Linked DNA regions of Homo sapiens: region 2 is linked to region 1. Evidence: chromatin contacts called from ENCODE Hi-C or POLR2A ChIA-PET data. All regions are on one chromosome and are shown on one strand. Each heading gives the region's core, a stretch centred on a gene start or an enhancer-like site at or near the end of the contact. The rest is flanking DNA. Distances are from core to core; before and after follow the strand shown. Region 1 overlaps SLC2A13 (solute carrier family 2 member 13). Region 2 overlaps SLC2A13 (solute carrier family 2 member 13).

The links. A loop is a pair of places that touch in the nucleus more often than their neighbours do. ChIA-PET counts read pairs that join two places held with the same protein, here RNA polymerase II (POLR2A). Pooled maps may share reads with other maps.
Region 2: a loop to region 1 is called in a map of heart right ventricle, with 2.1 times the contacts of the local background. The contact joins two enhancer-like sites. A Hi-C loop is called at or near these places in 6 of 168 maps with a recorded cell type or tissue (Caco-2, PC-3, ascending aorta and 3 more) and 4 of 50 pooled maps. POLR2A ChIA-PET finds 5 or more read pairs at or near these places in 6 of 52 experiments (GM12878, H1, OCI-LY7 and 3 more).

What each region holds. Positions count from the first base shown.
Region 1 is chr12:40,005,749-40,012,953 of GRCh38, reverse strand. All of the region lies in intron 3 of SLC2A13 (solute carrier family 2 member 13), which reads left to right. Among named protein-coding and RNA genes, the nearest start is that of SLC2A13, 97 kb to the left of the region's middle. RefSeq lists a silencer at 1,529-1,648. Within about 2 kb of position 1,291, at least 3 of the 41 ENCODE cell types and tissues checked have a DNase peak (open chromatin) inside an H3K27ac peak, as active enhancers do; they include heart right ventricle, where a contact is called at or near this core.
Region 2 is chr12:40,049,987-40,056,814 of GRCh38, reverse strand. The region is part of intron 1 of SLC2A13 (solute carrier family 2 member 13); the gene reads left to right. Among named protein-coding and RNA genes, the nearest start is that of SLC2A13, 53 kb to the left of the region's middle. Within about 2 kb of position 2,138, at least 4 of the 41 ENCODE cell types and tissues checked have a DNase peak (open chromatin) inside an H3K27ac peak, as active enhancers do; they include heart right ventricle, where a contact is called at or near this core.

The DNA.
Region 1 (7,205 bases), core at 42-2,541:
GTTAGAAGTGGCATCTCCTGTCAAACATTCCCTAGCGAAAATTTCTTACAGCATTGTCATTCAGTCCCGGAGGCCTGCTATCTCTGAGTGCTGGAGTGTGATTTCCTGTGTCACTTTCCTTTCTGGGACCATAAAATTGGATTCCAGACATTTGTTGGGAAGTTTGCGATATGCTGTTTTGAACATTACTGAACCAATATAATAACCCACTACTTGTGTTTTGGAAGCAGTGTTATCTGTGACAGTTATTGCTTTGCTGATTTACATTTGGAAGAATGTTGAAAAAGAAAAAGGCAGAGCAGTAAAAGGTAGAAGCATGTATGTCCTGGTGATCTTTAGCAGGTAAGACCAGACTGATGATATTAAGCTAGAATTTAGGTTCATCATGGTCACATCCATGCGATAGAAAAATATCACATCACATCTTTAAGCAACACACATTCTGACCTTCTGTAATAAATTGTATATCTCCCTTGATCTTTCTGGAAACACTTCCAGTTTCTACACCTGGAGTGAAGACGCTTGCCAAATGACAAGAATAAATTAGAGAATTAATCCAGTGCCAAAGATAATTTTTGAGAAAAGAGTATCTGTTTCCAAATGGCAAAAGAACATCATTAATATCTTCTCTAGCATTCAAAGACAGGAGACAGATGCTACTAATAAAATATAATAAACTCCTCATGGTTGTTTCCAATAAAACACAAATGATTTTGTAGTTCTATAATTGGAACTGTCAATCTAATTTAGTAGGTTTCTGTTGATAAATTTGATTTCAAAAAGTTGAGATGAGAAACTAATTCACTATTATGTACAATATTTCTTGCTAAGTATAAGGAATATTAGCAAAAACTGTAGTAAAAATTAGGAAGTTGAACTATTAATACCTCTTGGCTTATTGAGATGCAGCAGATCTTTATGTGACTGTCAGTTTAGTGGAAAGAGTGACAGGAATCCCAGGTTGTAACTCCTGCTCTGCCTATCACTAGGTGGCTATTGCAGGGCTGGCTTCATGGACACGCGACCTCTGCAGCTGCCCAGAGCCCTGCACTCAGAAGGGTCCTGCCCTTGGTTTAATCCTCTTCTGTCACTGTCTTCAGAGTTGTAATTTTTGAGCACGGGACTCACATTTTCATTTTGCCCTCAGCCCTACAAATTAGGCAACCACAACTGGCTGTTCACAGCTTACTTCTCTGAATTTCAGAGAAGGCAACCAAAAGATTCTGGAGCTAGGCATCGGGTATACATGGACATAAAGATGGGAACAGTAGACGCCGAGGACTACTAGAGGGAGGAGACGGGGAGGGAGGAAGGAAAGGGTTGAAAAACGACCTATTGGGTCCTGTGCTCACTATTTGGGTGACAGGATCATTTATGCATGTTTATGATGTTAAGGATCAAACCTTAGCATCACACAATATATCTGTGTAACAAACCTGCACATGTATCCCCTGAATCTAAAATAAAACTTGAAGGAAAAGATTCTTGATAGATCTAAGAGTATGAAATTCTGTGAGTCCCAACAAAGGGAAGGACCCAAGAAAGTTTATTAGAAACTGAAAGCTCCTGATCCACCCTCACTTGTTCTCAGTCAGGAGGAATTTTGCCCCCTAGTGGGCATTTAGCAATGTCTGGAGGCATTTTTGATTGTCACAGCTCAGGGAATGTGATGTTGACATCTAGTGGGTAGTAGGATGTTTAATGCTACAAATACACAGAACAGCCCCTGCAACATAGAACTTTTTGGCCCAAAAAGTCAACACTCAACACAGGTGATGTTGATAAACCCTGCCTACCGTTATTATTTGTGTCTCCAACTCTTGGTACCGGGCGTGGGAGGTTACTCAAAAGTTAGTTGAGCCTCTGGCTGTAGCCTGGATCGTAGGTTGTTGTATTTTTTACCACATGAAGACTGAAGAACGAAGCTGGTGAGTAGGAAGTGTAACTTAACATTTGCACGAGATACACTACACAGATGCTCTTCTTAGGGCCTCTACATCTCACACTTACCAAACCAACTGGTGGGCCCCAGACTCTTAAAACCTCTAAAACACAACACACTCACAGCTGGCAGATGACTTTCCAGGACGCCCTGGCACTTGTGATGCGGTCTGTTGGGCTGTTTACCAAGTCATTTAGGTTTGTTTCTAAATCTGTTTATGCCATTGTGCTGGTTGCTGTAATTAGGCAGTAGAATCAACTATTACAGAAATTTAAAGAAAGAAAAATATAAAAAAAGGAGAGCAATTTCAGTGAAAACCTAAGTTGAATGTTTTGGAAAGATTCAATAAAGATGTCATTAAAGAAAACTGCTCTCAAAGTGTGGGCAAGATGGTTTTAAAAGGTTTGTGAAAAAATCATTAAAATTAGATGGATTCTATATTGAATTTGCTTAACTGTCTTAAGTTTTCAGTATTATTTATGGAGATTGTAGACAATACATTTTTTTCTGTGGTTTTTGCAAGAAAAACAATGCTTTAGTCAGCTGATCCAGGCTCAGAAAAAAAAAGCCTTACCTACATCACAAGATGGAAGAATGAATGGCATTTATATATTTTAGGGTGATAAAATTATTTATAAATGTAACCTCAGCTGACTTTCCCTAATAATCAATATTTCAGACAACAGGGCGTCTATTACCTTTATTTTCCAGTGGGAAAAATATCAAATATTCTACTTTTCTCACTTGCAGATCCAAACAACTCTCAGCTCAGTGATGTCTCTGAATAATGTTCCTTATTTAACACTACCTTATATGTTAAGAAGATATTCATTTGATTTCTGACTCCACAAACACCATCATAAGATCTGTCTCTTGCCAGATTCAATACTGAAATGTTTAAGAACTGTGCTTCCTTTTCAGTGCATATGTTTTCTTGAGTTGCCATGTGCCTGTATAGATTAGCGGCATCTGGGATTTTTACCACGTCACATTCTTTTAGAATTGAAGAAGTATAAATATTACCAGAATTGTAGTCAAATAATTTCAAGTTTTTTATAGAAAATATGACAAATAACCTAATGTATAAGGAAACAAAAGTTTCTGCAATTCCATCACTGTTTCTAATAGAAAATTATGAATGAGACATTAATTGTCAGTCTGCCTCTTCTTCAGATGGCTTTTGACTTAGTATTATTTTGTTTTAGGACCCATGTCTCTACATTGGACTTTAGAGCAGAGTTCTGGCCTCTTATCTTGAGCTTGTTAAAAGAAACTGTCGCCAGGCATGATGGCTCATGCCTGTAATCCTAGCACTTTTGGGGAGGCCAAAGCTCGAGGATTGCTTGAGCTCAGGAGTTCAAGACCAGCCTGGGCAACATAGTGAGACCTTGTCTCTGTAAAAGTTTTTTAAAAAATTGGCTGGGTGTGGTGGCACATGCCTGAAGCCCCAGATACTCGGGTGGCTGAAGTGGGACAATTGCTTGAGCCCAGGGAGTCAAGGCTGTAGTGAGCCATGACCATTGCCACTGTACTCCAGCCTAGGTGACAGAATAAGACCCAGTCTCAAAAAACAAAAACAAACAAACAAAAAAACCTTAATGTTCTATTTCCTATTAATAGTCACAATATTATAGATATTATCTAACAGTTTAAAGCCATAAACATTCTATTTGGCTAGTAAAATGTTTTCATCATTTATGATCAAAGATTTCAGGCATTTTTCTTCTTTAATTAGTTTAAGTTAACAATAAATAAATTCAGCCTCCCTTTGGAGGGTTAGAACAGGACAGATAAAGCTAAATTCCTCTTTGCCCATCACATCGATCCCACGCATTTTATACCTCTCTGCTCCACTGCTGGCCATAACAGATTTGGGGAATATTCTTCCAGACACACACACACAAACACACCTAGAGAATTTTTATGGTAATAGTATCATAATGCATGTATTATTAAGTTACTTGTTTGCTTTCTTTCAAGTTGAGTTGATTTGAGTCAGATCTTATATAAATCTAGTCCATCCCTTTAAACTTCTCTGTGATATTCCAGATATGGAATGTCACATTCTGTTTATGTGTTCTTTTATTAATAGGCATTACATTTGGGGGTATCATAAACAGTGCTGTAATGAACATCCTTGTATATGTTTTCTTGAGCACATGTATGTGTGTTTCTCTAGGGTAGATATCTAGAAGTAGAATTGTGCACAACCATTTATCTCATGGTGTTATAGTGTTATTTTAGTTCATTTGTTTCCATGGTAATTTCTTTCTAAGCTTCAAAGTATATTGGCTGGAAGTCATCGAATCACAACCTTTTAGAAATCAAAGCTCAGGTATCATCTTACAATATGAAGGATTAGTTTAATTGTTTCTCCATATTCTTTTTTTTTTTTTTTGGAGTGACGCAGTCTCGCTCTGTCGCCCAGGCTGGAGTGTAGTGGTGAAACCTCTGCTCACAGCGAGCTCCGCCTCCTGGGTTCAAGCCATTCTCCCACCTCAGCCTCTCGAGTAGCTGGGACTACAGGTGCCCACCACCATGTCTGGCTAATGTTGTTTTTGTATTTTCAGTAGAGACGGGGTTTCATCATGTTAGCCAGGATGGTCTCGATCTGTTGACTTCATGATCCGCCTGCCTTGGCCTTCCAAAGTGCTGGGATTACAGGCATGAGCCACTGTGCCCAGCCAATTGTTTCTCCATACTCTTAACATTTGGTATCTTGACCCTGGAGCTTCCTGTCATCACCACCACCCTGCTGCTTTTTATGCCTTAGTAAAATCTTTTTGGCTTCTCTGTTCTACTTTTATTAACAGAATTTCAGATAAGAGAATGTTGTTATAAGGAATCATTTTAGCAGGTGTGTTACTATATTTAGTCTAAAATTTTAAAAAATCTGGATAGGTTTTTTAAAAAAAATCCTTAAATGTTTTGAGATGCTGATTAGTTCAGAATTATACATATGTTGGTTTAAACTAGTTGAATCTTTTGATGCTGTTTAATTACCTCAGACTCTACCTCAGAAGTAGAAAGTGCTTATATTTTAAATCTGGGTTTTCCCGTAAAACCCATTGTATATTATAAAAGTAATATAGATAAGGCGTTTTTCCATGTATGGAATCTTTAAGGCTGGTAAACGATATCTTCCTTCTTTGAATAGTGTTTCTTCCTTTGAATAATTATGCTACCACTCATATTTAATGGCTTCTATGTGTGAGGTATTGTGCCATATTTTTTTCTTTTAATTCTTACAGCAAGCCAAATAACTAAAATGTGAACTATTATCATTTTATAGTTGTAAAAATTGATAGAGAAGTTAACAATCTTGCCCAAGTTTACCCTGTTAGGAAATAGAAGAACTAAGAATTCAAAACAAAGCTTATCTTATTAGAACAGTATACACTCTTCAATGTACTATATAAGGATACCCTTTTCCATCATCATTTAAAAACTATGTGAGTCTAGTTCTGGGATTATGCTTAATTTTAAAATAGTAATGACCTTTTTTTAAAAAAAAGTTTTAAAGTTGTTTTCAGCAGCAATTGTAAATAAAATAGTTTGGTGGACAGTCAATTAATTTTGTGTGGCTTTTTTTTGGATAGCAAAAAAGAACTTATGAAGTTTTAGAATATTTATACTATTCTTGAACTATTTACTGATTCTTCTTTCATATACTTACTAGACCGTGTGCTTAAAATTTTGAATCTTTAAAAGTAATGCAAGTTTTTTATAGAAAATATGACAAATAACCTAATGTATAAGGAAACAAAAGTTTCTGCAATTCCATCACTGTTTCTAATAGAAAATTATGAATGAGTTCCCTTCTCGCAGCATCTATGTGCCCACTTCACATTGGGCACTTCTCTCAGCCACAGAGCAAAGGTGGGAGGGGCTCATTAGTTTCAAGAAATTCTTATACTGGGTCAACTTTAGTAAGAAAGAAAGAAACGAAAGTTGAACACACATGACTGTTAGCTAATTAAAAGATGTGGCTCATCTTCTTTATAAATAAATAAACTGATTAGTGACCCATTGCTGGAAACTGGAAGAATCAGAAGTAAGTGTGCATCTGCTAGCATTACAAATACTCAAATGGGAATTTCTTTATATTATTAATGATTAAATTTATGAAGGAATTAAAAATATGATCTTGGCAGCAGAGAGTATGAATTTGTTATGTGTATTTGAGATCTGTCTAGCCGACACTGTAGACATGGGTTTATTCTTGTAAACCACTTTTTCTCCAGAGAGACTTGAGTGAACAGGTGGGATTGCTTCCATTGATAGGAGGATAAGGGAAGTGAGTACAATGTTTATATCTAACTGTACTTGCTTCCTGCACTTCTGATATGGAGACCTTCACCTAAATCTTTACTACTGTTATTGTCTTAATACCTCTTTTTCTTTGCTTAGACTATTAGAAAGAAATTTTACCTGACTCTTAGAATTTATTCATTATTTTGTTACTATATTTTCATTTTAACATAATTTTCTTACTAATAAGCTTACATTTAATGAACATAAACTATGTGCCAGTTATGGTGGCAAATGCTTTACATGCTTTGTTTTGTTTAATCCTTACCACATCTCTTTGATAGAGATTCATATTATTGACTGTTTTCTGGAGGAGAAGTGGAGGCTAAGGAAAGAAAAATAAAATTAACCAAAATGTTACAGCTGATAGAAGACAGAGGCAAATCTCTTGCCCAGATATACCTGAGATACAAAGTCAAGTATTCTTGCCACTCTGTTACAGCTTATACATTTCAAAATTTCTTTTTGGAAAAAAATAATATTGTATTCTTATGTTTTCCCAGTGAGCTCCTGTAAACATTTAGGTTTCATTTTAATCCTGCGTTATTAATTTCAATTTTGTATTTTGCCTAAGTATTAGCTGACTGTATGGGGTTATTAATTTATACTCATATGGTGGGAAGTTGAGTATGTTTAGACTTAAAACATTCATGTACTGTTTTTCTTTTTCAAATTTTAACCCTGTTTGATTGAAATTATTAAATCATCTAGAAATGTGATTCTCAACCTTGGCTGATCATTGGAAGAAGCAAAAACTGTGAAATCAGATTCTCTGAGGTAGGGCCTTACGTTGGAAGCTTCTTAATTATACACATATGCAGCCAAGGTTGAGAACCACGGACTTAAAATAGCCTTTGGTATCCACGGGGGCTTGATTCCAGGATACCCCTCAGATACCAAAATCTGTGATTGCTCAAGTCTCTGATATAAAATCGTATAGCCTTTTGGTGGC
Region 2 (6,828 bases), core at 889-3,388, 43 kb before region 1:
CTCTAGTATTTCCTTCAATAGTTTATTCTATTTTACTCCTCAGCCCTTTATTGTATGAGCATTTCTATAGCTAAATTCTAGTCCTGGGCTAGTCATATTCTGTACATATTCCTTGTGCATTTCATTGACACCTATGCAATTATCATCTGTATTCAGGTGATTCACGTCCTTTTAGCTCTGATTTAGGCCACACTGTTGTTCTTAGAACATTTGCCTCTAGATGTCACATAGAGTTAAATATGACAAAACACCACTTATGCTGTTGCTTGTTAAATTCACTGCCTTGGGGAAAGCATATTGATTTCTTATTAACCTTTGTGCATTCCACTTTTCAGGTGGAAATGCATACTGCTTCTGCTTATGTAGCACTTCATACAGTGATCTTTCCCATGTTTTTATAACCTCTTAAATCTATTTTAGGAAATTTCTTGAATATCAATTTCTTATTTTGCCATCACTTCCAGTCAAGAAATTCTTTCTTTCTCTGTGTTTTTCCCTGGCCTTTCTCATCCAGTGTTGTTCTCTTTATAACACTACTATTCTTAAACTTAATTTAATTGATGAATACTCTCTCCAAAAAGCAGAACTTATTTCCAGTATCTGAAAGTTACAGGCTTCCCATTCTAATGTGTATGTAAGAATCTAGTATGGAATAAGAAGGGAATGGTTACATAAGTTATATCTTAGTATTGGAATATTATACTGTTATTTAAAATGATTTTGTACTATAAGGGTGCCAAACCAGGGTTTGTTGTATGTGGCTCTGTAGAGATGTGTTTTGTTTGGCTGGTGTTTTTTTTTGTTGTTTGTTTTGTTTTTTTTTTGTTTGTTTTTTTTGGCCTGTGGAGTGTGTTGTACCTTAGTTGTTATGCAAGCAGCTTAATATCTTCCACTCAGTTGGTCTCCTATATTTGTGGTACCTGCCTAGCTTATGTAGGAAGTTTGAGACCATTTTTGGAAAAGAATATTTTAAAGAGAAGGAAAATGCTGTATGAGTGAAAACTATAGATTTGTAGAAAAAAATACTGACAGTTATAAACAGATTTAAACAGTGGTTATCTATGAGTGATTAGAGGCGATTTTTATTCACTTTGCTTCTTACCTGTAGTTTCCAAATTTTCCCTAATGAATATCATTAGGGAAACCAATCAGTTAAAACCAATCAGTTAACACTAGTTTAAAAGAATATAGTTTTGTGTATGCATTCCATAGTACTAATCAATAACTTTTTATTAATCAATAACTTAGTCTACGCCCTTAGGCTTGACACTTAGGCAACTTATAGTACAGAAGATATGTGAAATCTGATCATTCCATTAACAGGCTTGTAGTCCTGCTTGGAGAGACAAACGTGATACAGGCTCTACTGGGATGTTACCAGTGAAAAAGGACATAGACAGATAGAAGATTCTCAAGCAATCTAACAGAAGTGGTCATTTTAGCCATGGGAGACTTCACTGAGTTGAAAGGCTGATGACATGTTTGTGATACTATGTTAAGAGCTCTTTAAGTTTGTAGACCATTGACGTTGCTAGTTATCTCCACAGAGAGAATCTTTCTTATAACCTGACTCTTCTGTTACAGGCATTTTATGTTGGTATTTTGTACACTTTGAAGTTTCCCAGCATCTTTTCTGAGTGTCTTAAGCCTTATTAGAAAAAAGTAGAAACTGAATTCTAAATTGTTAACAACCTGGTAACCATAGATACTTGACTGTTTGGAAAAAATGTAAACATATCAGCCCTGAGCAAGACAGCCAAACCAAAACAACCACAGCGAGGGATTCTGATTCCTTTGACAGACTCTGTTTCTTTTTATTAAAAGTATTTCTTTAGAGATGATAAAGCAATAATTTGCAAAATGAAATTAGAACATCATAATCCTTCTTGTTCAAGAAGCATTATTATTAAAAGGTAGCTTCATGTGCTACTAAGAAGCTAATTAGTTGTTGCCTGGCTTATCATGCTGAGAGACAGCTGTGATTCATGGGTATTTATCTATCACAACAGGATTTTCTAATGGTATTTGGTTATGAAATTATTTATACTTCTGACTCAGGCCTTTAAAAGGGCTTCCAGCCGTTTTTGAAAGCCAACTTCTGCACTCCAGAGCGTTTTGTGCTGTTGAGATGGTGAATCAGCTTGGCAGTGTGGTAGTGTGTGAATCCGGTCGCACTGCAGTGTCTGAGATGCAGTTTTCTGGTGAAACTTCTCAAGCCAAGTGCGATAATGAGTGTTCATTGATGTAGATCTTATAATTTTGTAGGAAATTTTCTAAGAAACTGAGCTTTTTCAAAATATTTAGAAATAACACCAACATGGATTTTTGTGGTTATGTTTACTCTAATAAGCTGTTAATAGGAATTTATACCATTATATTCCTTGTGTTAATTTCAATGTGTGAGTTTAGTATGGACTATTAATAACTTGTTTTTTCTTTATCAGGCTTTTATTTTATTTGGTTAGTGATTAGAATAGGAAAGAAATCAAAAGCTCTTCATAGAACTCTCCTGAACTTTAAATATTTAAATCATATTTAAATATTATTCATTACATTCATTTTTAAAGCACCTAACTCTTCATTTTGAAGATCTCAAATCATCATCTTTGAGTTATAGTACCAGAGCAAAAATGTGAGCCTTGATATATTTTCTTTCTTTAAAACAGGTTTTAGGTAAATAACAGGAGAAATTTTTGCTCATTTATTTGAATATTTCTGTGGCTTATATAAATCAAGGGCTGAATTACACAAATACATAATAGTGATTTGAAACAGACTCTAAAGTTAAGCAGTAGTTTTACTTAACCATCCCTTCTTAAGTAGAATAATGAGCTTTGTTGAGGGACAAAATTCCATTTGTTTTCCCAAAGTGGAAAGTAGATTTTGGGGTGACAAAGCCTTCATGTTCAAGGTTTTCCACAAGTGAGCTCCATGTTTAGAAATCCATAAATTATAGTTTGCATGGGTTGCTTTTATTAACAGCAAGGTGAGTTGTTAACAGGCCCTGTGCCTAACATGTGCGTATTGGGCAGATGTGAGTAGACTGAGCACGGATCCTCCTACTTTCCCAGTTTCATAAAGCGGTTTTAAGGTTTAAACTTGCCTAGTCCCAAATTATACAATTAATCATACTCAGTTGTCATTTTTCTTACTAATTGTTCCAAGCTCTTTAACATGATGTCTGGTGGCAGTAAGTCACTTAGCAGGCAATAGTGGCAGGGAAGAGAGAAGACTCTTTTGCCCCTAGAAGTTTATGTATGCTAGTCAAAGTAAGAAGGTCAAAAATAAAATGTTTCTAAGACATTTCCAAAGGATCACATAGGCATGACACCCAGCCCTTGAATGGCACATTACAAAGGTTAGAGGACCTAGATCTGTGAGACCCATTTTGACATTAACTTGCCATGTGGCTTTCTGAAAATCTCTTTATATCTGTCTCTGGGGCTGGGCATCATTACCTTTCATAGGGGGATAATAAATTATATCAGTTCCACCAGCCTGTTTATAGGATTTTTTTTTTTTTTTTTTTTTTTGAGATGGAGTCTTTGCTCTGTCGCCAGGCTATAGTGCAGTGGTACCATCTTGGCTCACTGCAACCTCCGCCTCCCGGGTTCAAGCAATTCCCCTGCCTCAGCCTCCAGAGTGGCTGGGATTACAGGCATGTGCCACCATGCCTGGCTAATTTTTTTGTATTTTAGTAGAGACAGGGTTTCACTATGTTGGCCAGGATGGTCTCAATCTCCTGACCTCATGATCCACCTGCCTCTGCCTCCCAAAGTGCTGGGATTATAGGCATGAACAAACTGCGCCCAGCCTGATAGGATGATTTTACATGATAAGACAAAATGATAACATAGAAAGCCTTTAAAAATAACATAGTATTGAAAGGTAAGGTAGATATTTGCTCGTCATGAACCTTCTCAGTTCCCCCTCCTAGTCCCTTAATTGTTGGACTGTTTCAGGATTCTATTCTAAGCATTCTTCTCGTATGCCATTGAGTGATCTTATCCATTTCCGTAGTTTCAGTTATGCGCATTGTCCCCATAGTACCATCCTTTGAGCTCCACCTAGTTGTGTAACTCCCAAGCCCTACCTGGCCGAATGTCAGTTTGATGTTGCATTTGAAGAAATATAGTCCAGCAACTAAAAGCAATAGTAAGGCAGAACTGCTCTTAACTTATTTCTCTTGAAGAATATAATAGCATGTAGCTTACAAATCAGCATTATTTCTTAAAATCGCTGTCATCTCCTCACTTCCCTGCTCAAGGGTTACTCCCTTTGTTACAGGCTCCCATTTTCCCCAGACTCACCCCGAGACTCTCACTCACAACTGTTTTTTGTCTTTTTTGGTCTTAACTTCTCCCAATATACCTCATGATTTGCCCATGTTTTCTTTTCTCCACCCTTTTTTTGCTTAGCATGATAAAAGCTCAAGAACTAGACTGACAAAGACCAAATTCTCCCTTGAGGATAAAGGAGGAGACAGGTTATTCTGGCGAAGACCTTATTGGGTAGGGGAAACAGGGAGGGGGTGGGACCACTCACATGTAAATAATCTGTATTCCCAGCACACCATCAAGCAGGCCACTTACTATCTACTTCTATATTTCACAAAGTGCCTCTGACTCAATTCCATCTATGACCTGACCTTATTATCTTGTACTCAAACTTCATTTTTTCCCTCCCTATCTTTGTACAAAGTGCCCATCATGCTCCTAGTTGCTTTTTCCTGACATCAAAACATCATCCTCAGCTTCCTTCTCTCTTTATCCTTCACATCCTATTCATATTCTCTTTAACCTAGATACCAAAGACATAATTCTCAAATCTCTTCATTTCAGTCCATCACCATTGCTGCCACTGTACGTGTTGCTTCCCTGCAATCAATTTTCCGTACTCCAACTAGAATGATCTAGTTGATCCTGATCATTGAACCTGATCATGCATCTTCCTCTTCTACCCTATTCAGAGGCTTCTGCGCACTAAGCCCTTAATTTGGCCTTTAAGATCCTTTACACTGTGGTTGATCCTTGCCCATTTCTCTAAAAGTAGTCCGCCACCCCTTCCTCAGCAGGATGCTTTTCGTCCTGCCTGAAGGCCCTTACCTAAGCTGATCTGATTGTCTGCAGTACCTCCCAACTCTCCCCTATCTCCAACCTACTCTCACTTACTTATTCACTACATCTCAGCTTAAATATGACTTCTATCCAAGGCCCCTCTGACTCTTCAGGCTGGGCCGGTCCCTTTGCTATAGTCTGATGTTCCTCACACTTCCCCTTTGGCAATACCCATCCCACTCGACTAGCAGACCCTAAGCTCCACGAGAACAGAGCTCATGTCTCTCTCCTACAGCACTATCTCCAAAGTGCTAAACACAGTGCCCAGCTCAGATCCAGTGTCTGATGAATACTCACTGATTAATGGATGCTGCTTCCATGACTTAGGCGCCCTCTGTCTCTCCCATCTTATCTGCACACATATTCCGCCTCACATTTTCTATTTATCTCTCAGAAAACCCCGTGTCATTTCATATAAAGATTTAAGCTCATGTTCTGTGCAGAATTGTCTGCCCAACCTTTCCAACTACCACCTGGTCATTGTCAGCTTGCCACAGTAGAATCCAGTGTATAGCTTTATTATGACCCTTACCATGTTATTTTGAAGTTATTTACTTGATTGTATGCTTTTGTGAGTAGGTCTTGTGTGTACTTTCCTTCATAGCAGGGACCCTATTTTATTTGTTTGTACTCATCCTTATAATCCTGTCACCTACTATAGAAAGAATTGGGATGCCTCATAACTAGAGATGATAATAAGAATAAAAATAATTGCTGATCTTATTGACTACCTTCTGTAAGCCAGGCACAATTTTAAGTGCTTTACTTAACTCATTGAATCCTCTCAACTCCTATGAAGTAGTTACTTTTATTCTTCCTATTTTATAGATGAGGAACTTTAGACCCAGAAAAGTCAAGTAAGTTGTCCAAACTTAACCAGCTGATAAGTGGCAAGGCTGGAATTGAAACCCACTGGTTCCAGAGCCTTCCCTTACTTATGATGATCCGTCAATATAGTTTGTGCCATCAAAATTGGGTTTTAGAATCTTGCTGTCTGCTTTAAATTCTGATTCTTCTACCTACTCATCATGTGACCTGAGGTATGAAAAATGGAGATAATTACATGCCCTTTAAAGGGATATCCTGAGGATTAAATAAGATTATTAGTCCCTATAAAATATCTGCTGAATGTAGGTAGTTGTTGCAGTGTTAAGTCAGCCAGAGCACTCATTGGACAGAAGGTCTTTCATGGTTCTTTCCAACTCCAAATCCAATGAGTCTGTCTTCAATCTTTACCCTTTGTCAGTACGTATTACTTTCAAAGCTCTGGTGTTTGTTTTAAATAATCGAACTTTATCAGGGTCTGAGGACATACCTGCATTTCTGTCAAGTAAAATCTATGTGTTTTTTATGAGCATGTGTTGCCTAAAACCACAGTCCTGATTTCCCATGCTCAAATCTGGGGCTACATGGCTAAATAAAGATCTCTGTCTAAAGAGAACAACCAAATTCCTGTTTATAGTCAGACCATAGCAGAAAAAGAAATCCAAGTTGTAAATTATTGTTTGAATTATGAAAGTTTGAGATGTTCTAATAGTAAAAGAACTAAAGAGAATATACAAATCCCGTGTCAACATTTGCAGCAGATGTTTGTTTCCTCTTTCCAAGTTAGATGAGGGCATTTCAGGGTGGTCTGTGTTATTAAATTGATTAGCAGTCAAATGGAAACTTCAGCTGCTTAGGTGATGATTTAATTGTGAAGACTGTTAAT